Linked DNA regions of Homo sapiens: region 1 is linked to region 2. Evidence: chromatin loops called from intact Hi-C (ENCODE). Cell type or tissue: PC-9. All regions are shown on one strand. Links, peaks and the distances in the headings refer to the core of each region. The heading gives the core; the rest is flanking DNA.

The links. Peaks named below come from ENCODE experiments on the same cell type or tissue, not always from the same donor. Only the 100,000 strongest peaks of a DNase experiment are listed, where the experiment ranks them.
Region 1: it touches region 2 in a loop (4-fold over the local background); 5 of 110 quality-filtered maps call a loop at or near these places.

Annotation. Positions count from the first base shown.
Region 1 is chr4:147,370,102-147,375,489 of GRCh38, reverse strand. No RefSeq gene overlaps it. Among named protein-coding and RNA genes, the nearest start is that of MIR548G, 28 kb to the right of the region's middle. In PC-9, for the core only: no CTCF peak of the experiment used is centred there; no DNase peak of the experiment used is centred there; H3K27ac peaks cover 2,100 bases.
Region 2 is chr4:147,594,519-147,599,906 of GRCh38, reverse strand. LINC02507 (long intergenic non-protein coding RNA 2507) reads right to left here. Exons shown (of 4, transcript NR_187416.1): 4 at 5,318-5,388. Among named protein-coding and RNA genes, the nearest start is that of TMEM184C-DT, 20 kb to the left of the region's middle. In PC-9, for the core only: no CTCF peak of the experiment used is centred there; a DNase peak (open chromatin) is centred at 2,716; H3K27ac peaks cover 786 bases.

The DNA of each region.
Region 1 (5,388 bases), core at 71-5,070, 220 kb after region 2:
TAATAATAGCTGAGAATTTTCCAAAATTGATTAAACAACAGATCTAGGAAGCTCAGAGAATGTCAATCAGGATAAATATGAAAACAGCAGCAACAACAACATATAGGCTTATCATGTTCAAATTGCAGAAAACCAAAGACAAAGATTAAATCTTGAAAGAAGACAGAGAAAAAGAACAGCGCTATCAAGGAGCAAGGATAAGAATTATGTTGGGCTTCTCATCAGAAACTATGCAAACTTGAAGACAGTTGATTTAAATATTTAATGTGTTGAGAGGAAAAATATCACCAATCTAGAATTCTAAATCCAGCAAAATTATCCTTCGAACATGAAGAAGAAATAAAGAGTTTCTCACAGCAACAAAAACTGGGGGAATTCCTTACCAGTAAACCTACTTTACAAGAAATGGTAAAAGAAGTTTTTCAGGGACAAGGAAAATCATACATGTTAAAGCAATCTCAATTCATATCCCAGAAAGCTATTTTACTGAGACTGAAACACTGATTTTAAAGTTTAAATGGAAAGGGAATACTTCTAGAATAGCCAAAACAATACTGAAGAAGAAGAATAAAATTTGAGGACTCAGGTTATCCAATTTCAAGACTTACTTTAAAGCTATAGTGATCAAGACATAAAATAGTGTTGATTAAAGAATGCACACAAATTTCAATGGAATAGGATAGGGAGCCCAGAAATAGTCCCACAAAATACAGTCTACTTATTTTTGGTAAAGGAGCAAAGACAATTCAATGGAGAAAGGCTAGTCTTTTCAACTAATGGTGCTGGTAGAACAACTGGTTGTTTATATGGTAAATAAATAAATAATAAAATAACCTAGATATAGACTTTAGACTTTTCACAAAAATTAACTCAAAATGGATCATAGACCTAAGTATAAAATGCAAAAGGATAAAACTAAAAGAAAACATAGGAGAAAATCTAGGTGACCTTGGGTTTAGTGAGGAGTTTTTAGATGTAACACCAAAAGCATAATCCATGAAAGAAAAATATTAGATGAATAAGATTTTATTAGAATTCAAATCATTAGCTCTGTGAAAGATACTGTTAAGAGAATCAAAAGATAAACCATGGATGGAAAGAAATTATTAACAAAACATATATCTGATAAAGTACCTGTGTCCAAAATATACAAAGAACTCTTAAAACTCAACAATAAAAACCAGATAACCCAATTAAAACATAGGCAAAAGATCTGAACAGACCTTTCACTAAAGAAAATATGTAGATGGCAAATAAGCATAAGAAAAGACCATTCTTTGTAATCAGGGAATTGCAAATGAAAACAATGATGAGATACAACTGTATGCCTATTAGAACGGCTAAACTCCCCAAACTGACAATACAAATTGTTGATGAAGATGCAGAGCAACAGGAACTCTTATTCGTTGTTGGTGGGAATGCAAAATGGTACAACCACTTTGGAAGACACTTTGGTATTTTTAAAGAAAGCTAAACTTAGTCTTAACCATGCAATCCAGCAATTATGCTCCTAGGTATTTACCCAACTGCTTCAAAATCTTTTGTCCACCAAAAACCTGCATGCAAACCTTTAGAGAAGCTTTACTCATAGTTGCCAAAAATGTCCTTCAACAAGAGAATGAATAAATAAACTGTAGCATGTACAAACAATGGAATAATATTCAGTGATTAAAAAAATTAACAAACCACAAAAAACTTGAGTGAATCTTAAATGTATGTTACTAAGTGAAAGAAGCCAGTTGAAAAGCCTATATACTATATGATTTCCATTATATTTTCACTGGAAAATGCAAAACTATTGTGAAGGTTAAAAGATCAGTGGTTGCTGAGGGTATAGGAGAAGACAGAGAAGGCTGAATAGCATAGGGGATTCTTATGGAAGTGAAACTATTCTGGATGATGCTGTAATTGGGAATACATGACATTATACATTTGTCAAAACCCACTGAATTTAGAGAGTAAACTTTAATATAGAAAAATTAAAAATTTATTTAGGATGTTGAGGAATCCCAGGATGGAATTGCAGAATGTGACAAAACAATCTAATGGTATTACAAATGTATGAATAAAACCTCATTAAAAGGATAGGGGGAAAAGTTTCCAACCTAAGTATCTTTGGAAATGAGTGCAGTCTGTAAGACTAAAAGCAGAAGAAAATGTACATAAGTACTATACTCTAGGTGGTAAAGTTATTTCTTATGGGTTATTGGTTAAAAATTCTGATACTGCTATACATGTACACTGGAATTGGTCAATTATTTAAATGTATGGTTGGAGGAAATAGGTTCTCACTGTTGGAGTAGGAGTACATTGATAAGCAAGGAGAAGAAGCTAGAATGATCCATGTGGTAATGGATTAGAGTTGGCAACATCAGTATGAAAGCTCATGTTTAGCTTCCTATTGATACAGATGGTTACATTTAAGAATATTTATAGCTATGTATATATGTGGATTAGTTTACATAGAAATATTTTCTTGCTCTGTCTGATGAGAGAACCCTGAAACAATGACATCGCAGAAATAGTGAGCACACCTATTGCCCAGATCTTGGTTTCTAATACCATTCTCCAATAAAAGAAACTATGCCTCTTTAGAGAAGTGGTTTATTCTAGGGCTGGGGAAGGAAATCTGTAAGTTGAGCCTAAAGTATCTAGTAATGCCATAAATGAAAGAAGTGCTCAGATGAAACAGACCAATATAACCCACAGTGATAGCAGTATGTTAATTGAGGTATGCCAAAGGAGTCAACTGAGAGAGCTCTCAGTGGTGAAAGCTGGAATGATTTGAGCAACAAAATGAAGTAGTATTGAATTATAAACCAAATGATAAAATAGATATCCATGAGTTCATGCTGACATAAATAAATAATCGAATAAATACATAAATACAGGAGAAGAGGCAAATCCCCTATACAGTAGAATTCCAAATAATCCATGTAGTTACTCTGTCCTCAAAGAGGTAGAACAGAACTCCCCTCTTTAAGTGTGGGCTGTGCGTGGTGACTTCTTCCCAAAAGGTACAATGTGGAACGAGGGGAGCAGATAAACTTGCTGAGAGGAAACCTGAGAAACACTGCCTCATCCAGGTGATCAAGGTCAACATCAATAGCAATAAGTCATGTCAATCAATATGTGATTAAAATGGGGTTTTACCTCTGTGGTATTCCTCTCCAAAACTTAAAATCCCAGTCTAATCATAAGAAAACAAACATTAGAGAAATCCCAATTGAGTGATGAATTGAGTGATGGTTGGCTTCTGGCGAGGGCTTTCTTCCTTGCTTGCAGGTAGTTTTCTCACTGTGGTGGAGAGAGCTAGGGCACCAACACTACAGGATTAGGACCCTACCCTTAGGCTCTCATTTAACCTTTATCGTCTCCTTACTGGACGTATCTCCAAATAAGTCACACTGGGGGATAGGCCTTCAACGTAGAAATTTTGGAAGGACACAATTCAGTACATAGGAAGCACATTCTACAGAATACCTGACCAATACTTTTCAAAAGTATTAATGTCATAAAAAACAAGGTAAGTCTGAGAAACTGTCATGGTCAAGAGGAGCCTAAAGGGACATGATGATTCAATGTAGTGTGATGTACTGGATGGGATCCAGAACAGGAAGAAGCAGTTAGGGGAAAACAAAGGAGATCTGAAGAAAGTATGGACTTTGGTTAATCATAGTGAATCAACAGTGATTCATTAATGTGGCAAATGTGCCATACTAATGTAATAGTTTAATAGCAGAGGAAACAATTTTCAGAGTATGTCTCTATATATCTCCCTAATTTTTCTGTAAATCTAAAACTGTTCTAAAAACAAAGTGGATTATAAAAAATGATGTTATGGGATTAAAAAGAGAAAATGCAATTACAATGAGCTTTCAGAAGTATTTACAAACCATTTTAAGATAATGGAAGTTGACAGATCAGAAACACCATAACAATAGAGAATGGCAGGGACATTGCAGGGACAAACTAAATATTTCAGGAACAACTGTCAATCGGTACAAAGAAGGACTGAATTAGTAACAAATATACCACATATAACAATAAAGAATTCCAGATTTATCAAAAAGAAAAGCCTAAAAACCAAGAAGGACACTTACCCTGACTCGCTTTAAGCATAAACAGTCATGCACCCCAAAATGACGTTTTGGTCAATGATGGACTGCATATACAACGGTGGTCCTGTAAGATTCTTAGACTGTATTTTTACTGTACCTTTTCTCTGTTTAGTTATGTTTATATACACAAATACTTACCATTGTATTATAGTTGTCTACAATATTCAGTACAGTAACATGCTGTACAGGTGTGTAGCTTAGGAGCAATAGGCTACACCATACGGCCTAGGGGTGTGGCAGGCGATATCACCTTGGTTTAAGTACACTCTGTGATGTTTGCACAAGGGTGAAATCTCCTAACAGTGCATTTCTCAAAACATATCTGTGTTGTTAAGCTACACATGACTGTGTATCTGTCCTCTTCTTTTGCCTGAACTTGACATTCTACTTCTGTTTATATTTTCCCTTGACCTAATTTCCTAATTCTACTTTGATATTATTGTGTGTATATTATATTGTGTGAATCCTCTGTAAGCTCTTTCTACTACTTTTTGGAACAAGATAAGACATTTGCAATTGGAAAATAAATTCCCAACCACTGAAGAAACAGGATATCATCACAGATAAGGTAGAAGGTTCTCAGAGGTTTCTCCCTTTTTTTCTGCCCTATTCTAAGCTTTTTTTTTTTTTCTTAAGAAAACACATAATAGCCCACACAGAGGTAAGAACTAGTGACTAATTCATCTCAAACTGGCCCAGACTAGTCTCAATTTGATCCACCTCTGAGTTTTCAAGAGCTCTCTGGCCTCTGGTGGCCTCTAGCCCTTCCGGTTTTGCACCCTTATTGGCTTCTCTGGCTCAAACCGTCTCACTAGGAGCAAAGTATCTCTCAGACTCCATGTCAGGGGCTGTGTGTGGAGCTCTCTGTCTGGTCTCTTCTGCCTGGCCCAGGGATCCTGCCAGAGAACTGTCCCTGCGGGCTGTGATCCACTCTCCTAGGCTCTGCCTGCATCCTTGGGTCTGGGCCTCAGCTTTAAATACATAAAGCTGAAAAAGTTCTGTGTAACAAATAATAGGACAAAATTTTAAAGAAAACAACAGAATGACAAAACAATGGATAAAATTTGTTCCCAAAATACATACGCTGGCTGGGTGCAGTGGCTCATACCTATAATCCCAGTACTTTGGGAGGCTAAGGTGGGGAGATCACTTGAGGCCAGGAATTTGAGGCCAGCCTGAGCAACATAGTGAGACCCCGTCTTTACAAAAAATAAAATATTAGCCGGGGTGTGGTGGTGCATGCCATCTGTAGTCCTAGGTACTCAGG
Region 2 (5,388 bases), core at 150-5,149:
GGAAGGTGGAAAAGAAGCAACGACCATTATTCTTGGAAGGTCTCATGGTCAGATAGATAGACACAGAGGTGTCTGGGTCCACACTTGTTCTTCCTCTCCTCCACACTGTCCAGCTCGGCTTCCTGATTGCCAGCCCAACTCACCAAAAGCAGACCTACTCCCTCCTCCCCCTTACCCAGATGCTTGGCTGCAAACCCATAGAGGTGGTAGCTACACAGAGGGAACATCTTCCCGTAGACCTCTCTGAGAGCTCCCGCTTTGCAATCTCACTAAAGTGGCTGGGTATATCTGGTGTCGCAGATTTCCCTGAAAGCTCCAGTTTACCTACTCATGCCAGTGCTTTCAGAGGATTCATTTATGACTCTTTCTTAAATTCTCTGACTTTCACTTTCTCAGCTGCTCTCACATTTGTGTGAGATCTAAATTCCTATAATAAATCTTTTATTCCCATAATAATCTAGTGGCTTTGCTTCTCTGATTTAACCCTAACTGCTATAGCTAGTTTGTGTTTCTTTCACAAGCCGAAATGATAGCAATCTTAGATATTTTGCAATCTTAGATATTTTGCATTCTTAAACAAAAGGACACAAAATAAAGGGAAACATCAAGGCAACACTTTGAGAAAATATATAATAATAATAGTGATAATAATCTTTTTGAGACAGGGCTTGCTATGTTTCCCAGGCTGGCCTTGAACTTCTGGGCTCATGAGATCCTCCCACCTCAGCCTCCAAAGTAGTTGGGACTACGGGTGCATGCCACTGCACTTGACTTTATACAATGTTTTTAAAGGAAACAAATTTTAGATTTTCTTGCAACATTTTTTTTTTTGAGATAGAGTCTCGCTCTGTCTCCCAGGCTGGAGTGCAGTGGTGTGATCTCGGCTCACTGCAACCTCTGCCTCCCGGGTTCAAGCAATTCTCTGCCTCAAACTCCCAAGTAGCTGGGATTACCGGTGCCCGCCACCATGCCCGGCTAATTTTTTTGTATTTTTAGTAGAGACGGGGTTTCACCATCTTGGCCAGGCTGGTCTTGAACTCCTGACCTCGTGATCCACCCACCTTGGCCTCCCAAAGTGCTGGGATTACAGACATGAGCCACCGTGCCCGGTCAACATTCTTTGTATATATAAAGGACAGATTGATGATAACTCATAGTGATTTTATTAAAATTGCCTAATATGTCCTGAAATTCTTGAACCAAATTGAGAAAGATAGATGTGACTTGTGCCTTTCCCAGGCAGGTAGAAAATGACACTTTAAGGAAGGTACATTATGAGAACATCAAGCCTTGGGGTAAGGTGGATGCACTTTGAACATGGATTAGTGACAATGTCCTCAACTTTACCACTATAGATTGAGCCAGAGAAGCAGAATCACCAGGAAATGTGTGCATGTGCATGCACGCTCACGCGCACACACACACTCACACCATTTTTTATTTTGTTTTATTTTATTTTAACAGTTATTTAACCTGATGTGTTTGGAATAGCTGGTTCAATAGTCTCTTTAAAGGCTTTTGTATTTGTGTTTGAGGATGGAGCTCCAAGTCCAATCTTCCTAAGGCTTGATACCTTCCTCCGCAGTATACCAGGAAAGTTCTTCAGACCAAGGTGTACTAACTTCCTTAAACACAGTTGGAAGAGCTGCTTCTCTTGACAAAGAAGGCTCAACCAAATTTAGAGGTTCAGGTCCCCAACTTCACTGGAATCTGCCAATTTGTCTCCATTCCAATTTTCTAAGGGCCTACTCATTTTGGGCGTGTGAAAATATCCCTTCCGAGGTGAGGGACAAGTTGTTGCATCTGTCCTCTATAAGTTTTCTATTGCTAAGTCACAAATTACCAGAAACTTAATGGATTAAAGTAACCCATATTTATTATCTAACAGTTTCTGTAGGTCAGATGTTGGGGCACGGCATGGCTGGCTTCTCTGCCAGGTATTTACTCGGATGCAATAAAGATATTAGCTGGGACTGTGATTGTCATCTGGGCTTGGCCATTTGTGGCTTTGCTTTTTTGGAAGGTGTTTTGGAGATCTTCCTTTGTTATTGGCCTCACATAGGAGGGTGTGCAACTAGAGCAACCTTTTACAAGTTCCTCAAGGTAACTGCAAACAAACTAGGCATGGAAGGCAGAGAGAGGGGAGGAGTAACATACTTGGGGTGGTCAAGGAAGGAAGAACTTCAGGAATGTGATTTTTAAGATTGAGCTGTGGGCACAAGCAGAACACATTTTGATAACAAGCTAGTAAAGCTAGCTACATTAAACATTTTTTTTTGGTAGCAAGTGATCCAAATTTAATTTTATTTCCTTAAAGAAAAAAAATTTGTTGACGTAGTTGGAAAGTTCAGAAGCTCAGCCAAGTTCAGATGTGGCTGGGTCTAGGGGTTCATAGTGTGGCTGGGTACACGTGTTGTCTCAGATTTCCCTGACACCGACAACAAATTGGGGATTGTCAGCAGTTAGGTTTCCTACAGTGGAACAGACTGGTCTACAGAGAGGCAGGCCTGAGAGAGTTTCTCTTCTCCAGTTTTAGCCAGGCCCTTTCCTAGTCTGCATCTCATTCTGTAATCTTTCAGTGTTAATTTTGAGCTCCTACCTCCTAATATGGACTTTAATTGTTGCAGAAAGAAGTGCTTCCTGTTACTTCTCTAGAATAATTTCATGGATAGTGATTGGCTTGGCTCCAGCCACATACCTCTTTCTGAATCACTGTGCTATGCACATGGCATGGGGTAAACAAATTGGCCAGGTCTGGGCTATGTGCCCTTTTTTGTAGCTGGACAAGGGGTAGGAGGAGATTGATGGGGGCGGGGTAGAATGGGTCCAACTGCACCTGTGCTGCATGGAATGCAATCTCTACAAGAAATACAAATGGTGTTTCCAGGTGCAGGGGGAGGGGATGTTTAGCAGGCAGAAACAGCAGATATCTTCTACACTCAGTAACTATTGGCTTTAGTTCTATAAGGTCATGGAGAGGGCTGAGGAGAGTGGAGGAGAGATAGCTCCTCACCGAAAGGTTTGAGTTACTTTTGTCCACCAAGGGGGAACACATCCATAATTCCACATCATTCAGAAAAATCTTCCCAATGTATAATTTTTAGGGAAATGATGATATATTGAGTTATTTTAGTCATTTTCTTATGTACAACTTTCTAGTTTCTTGTTCATGTTTCCATTTTCCCCATTATCCAGGTACAGTAAAGGAGCTTTCTTTATTCTTTCTCCTCTCTGACCCATCAGTGACTCAGATTTGACAACTCTTGCTTTGTAATGTAGTTTACACCTTCCTGTTCATTATTCTGGGTTAGATCTTTATTACCATAGGCATAGCCTGTCAGGAGTCTACTAACTATTCTCTTTACTTCAAGCAATCCTGCCCTCTACTGCCGGATGAATCTGATAAAATCTTATTCTGATCATGTCAATTTTCTACTTTCACAGCCTGCATTTGCTCCACATATATATTCAGATGAACTCCATATTTTTTACCTGGTGTCTTAATCAATAATCTTATGTTTATAACAGAATAACTGAAACTGAATAATTTATAAAGAAAAAGAACGTATTTCTTACAGTTATAGAAGCTCAGAAGTTCAGGGTCAAGGGACTGCATATGGTGAGGGCCTTCTTGCTGATGAAGACTCTCTGCAGAGTCTCAAGGTGGTGCAGGGCATTACTTGGCAAGGGGCTGAATGTGCTAGCTCAGGTCTTTCTCTTCTTATAAAGTCAGGAGTCCACTCCTGTGATAACCCATTACTCCATTCACCCCTTAATCCATGAACGGATTAATTCCTTGATAAGGATGGAGCCCTCATGATCTAATCACCTCCCTAAGGCCCCACCTCTCAATCCTGCCACAATGGATTAAATTTCAATATGAGTTTTGGAGGGGACACATATTCAAACCATAGCTCTTGGCATCCCCAGGCCTCTATAATATGGCCTGGTTCCTGCTATCCTGTCCTCAGGCCATCTTTCTGTTTACAGTCACAGTAAACATGCCCAGTGCTGCTTCTGCACGGTGCCTACTCATCCTTCTCACTCACAACTCTCTCCTTTCCCTGAGTCTCCCATTTGAATCTAACTCATTCACTCCGGCTCAGCCTAAGTCCAGCCACCCATGAGATTTCTCTAATATTCCCAGTTGACCCTTATCTCTCTTCTGAACTCCATAGGGATTCTTCTCTGAGCTGCCTGTCACACATTTCCCTTACTCTCTTGTGTCATGAGTTATTTTTTCATGTATAAGTGTTGTGTATTCTCAACTCACTTTTAAGTACTTCAAGAGAGGCGTGTCCTAAAGCCTGTTGTATTATTGTCTGTGGGTCTCAGGGAGGTGGTGTGTTGCAGGAGGATGGCACTCCTTTTTTTTTTTTTTTTTGAGACGGAGTCTCGCTCTGTCGCCCAGGCTGCAGTGCAGTGGCGCAATCTCGGCTCACTGCAAGCTCCCCCTCCCGGGTTCACGCCATTCTCCTGCCTCAGCCTCCCAAGTAGCTGGGACTACAGGCGCTCGCCACCACGCCCGGCTGATATTTTGTATTTTTAGTAGAGACGGGGTTTCACTGTGTTAGCCAGGATGGTCTTGATATCCTGACCTTGTGATCCGCCCGCCTCGGCCTCCCAAAGTGCTGGGATTACAGGCGTGAGCCACTGCGCCCGGCCCTTTTCTTTTTCTTTTCTTTTTTTTTTTTTTTTTTGAGACAGAGACTCACTCTGTCACCCAGGCTGGAGTTCAGTGGCGTGATCACAGCTCACTGAAGCCTTGAACTCCTGGACTCAAGCAATCCTGCCTCCTAAATAGCTGGGACTATAGGCATGTCACCACACCCAGCTAATTTTTGTATTTTTTGTGTGGATGGGATTTTGCCATGTTGTCTAGGCTGGTCTCAAACTCCTGAGCTCAAGCGATCTGCCAGCTTTGGCCTCCCAAAGTGCTGAAACTTCAGGTGTGAGGCACTGCTCCCTAACCAAAGATGGCATTTCTATGACTGTGTGACTTTGGAAAACCCTCTGAGCATCAATTTCCCCGTTTGCAATTTGAGCATAATGATAGCTACTGGGCAGGGTGGTGGAAAGGGTTAGCCAAGATGCATGTAAACGGAGAGTCCCAGGGGCTGGTACATGATAGGAGCACAGTGCTTGGTAGCCAGAGGCAGTGCTGAGTAAGGGCTGAATGAGAAGGCTCATCACTATCCATCTTGGTGCCTTCAGCATCTGGCATGGTCCCTGAACCTCTCATCTGCAACTGAGGATTTAATTCAATAAGCATTTTGTTTTAGTTTGAGTTCCCTCAGAAGAGACCATGAGACAATAATGTAAATGTGAAAGTTTATTTGGGAGGTGACTCTAGGAATCATAGAAAGGGGAGTGGGGAGGTGAGGTAGG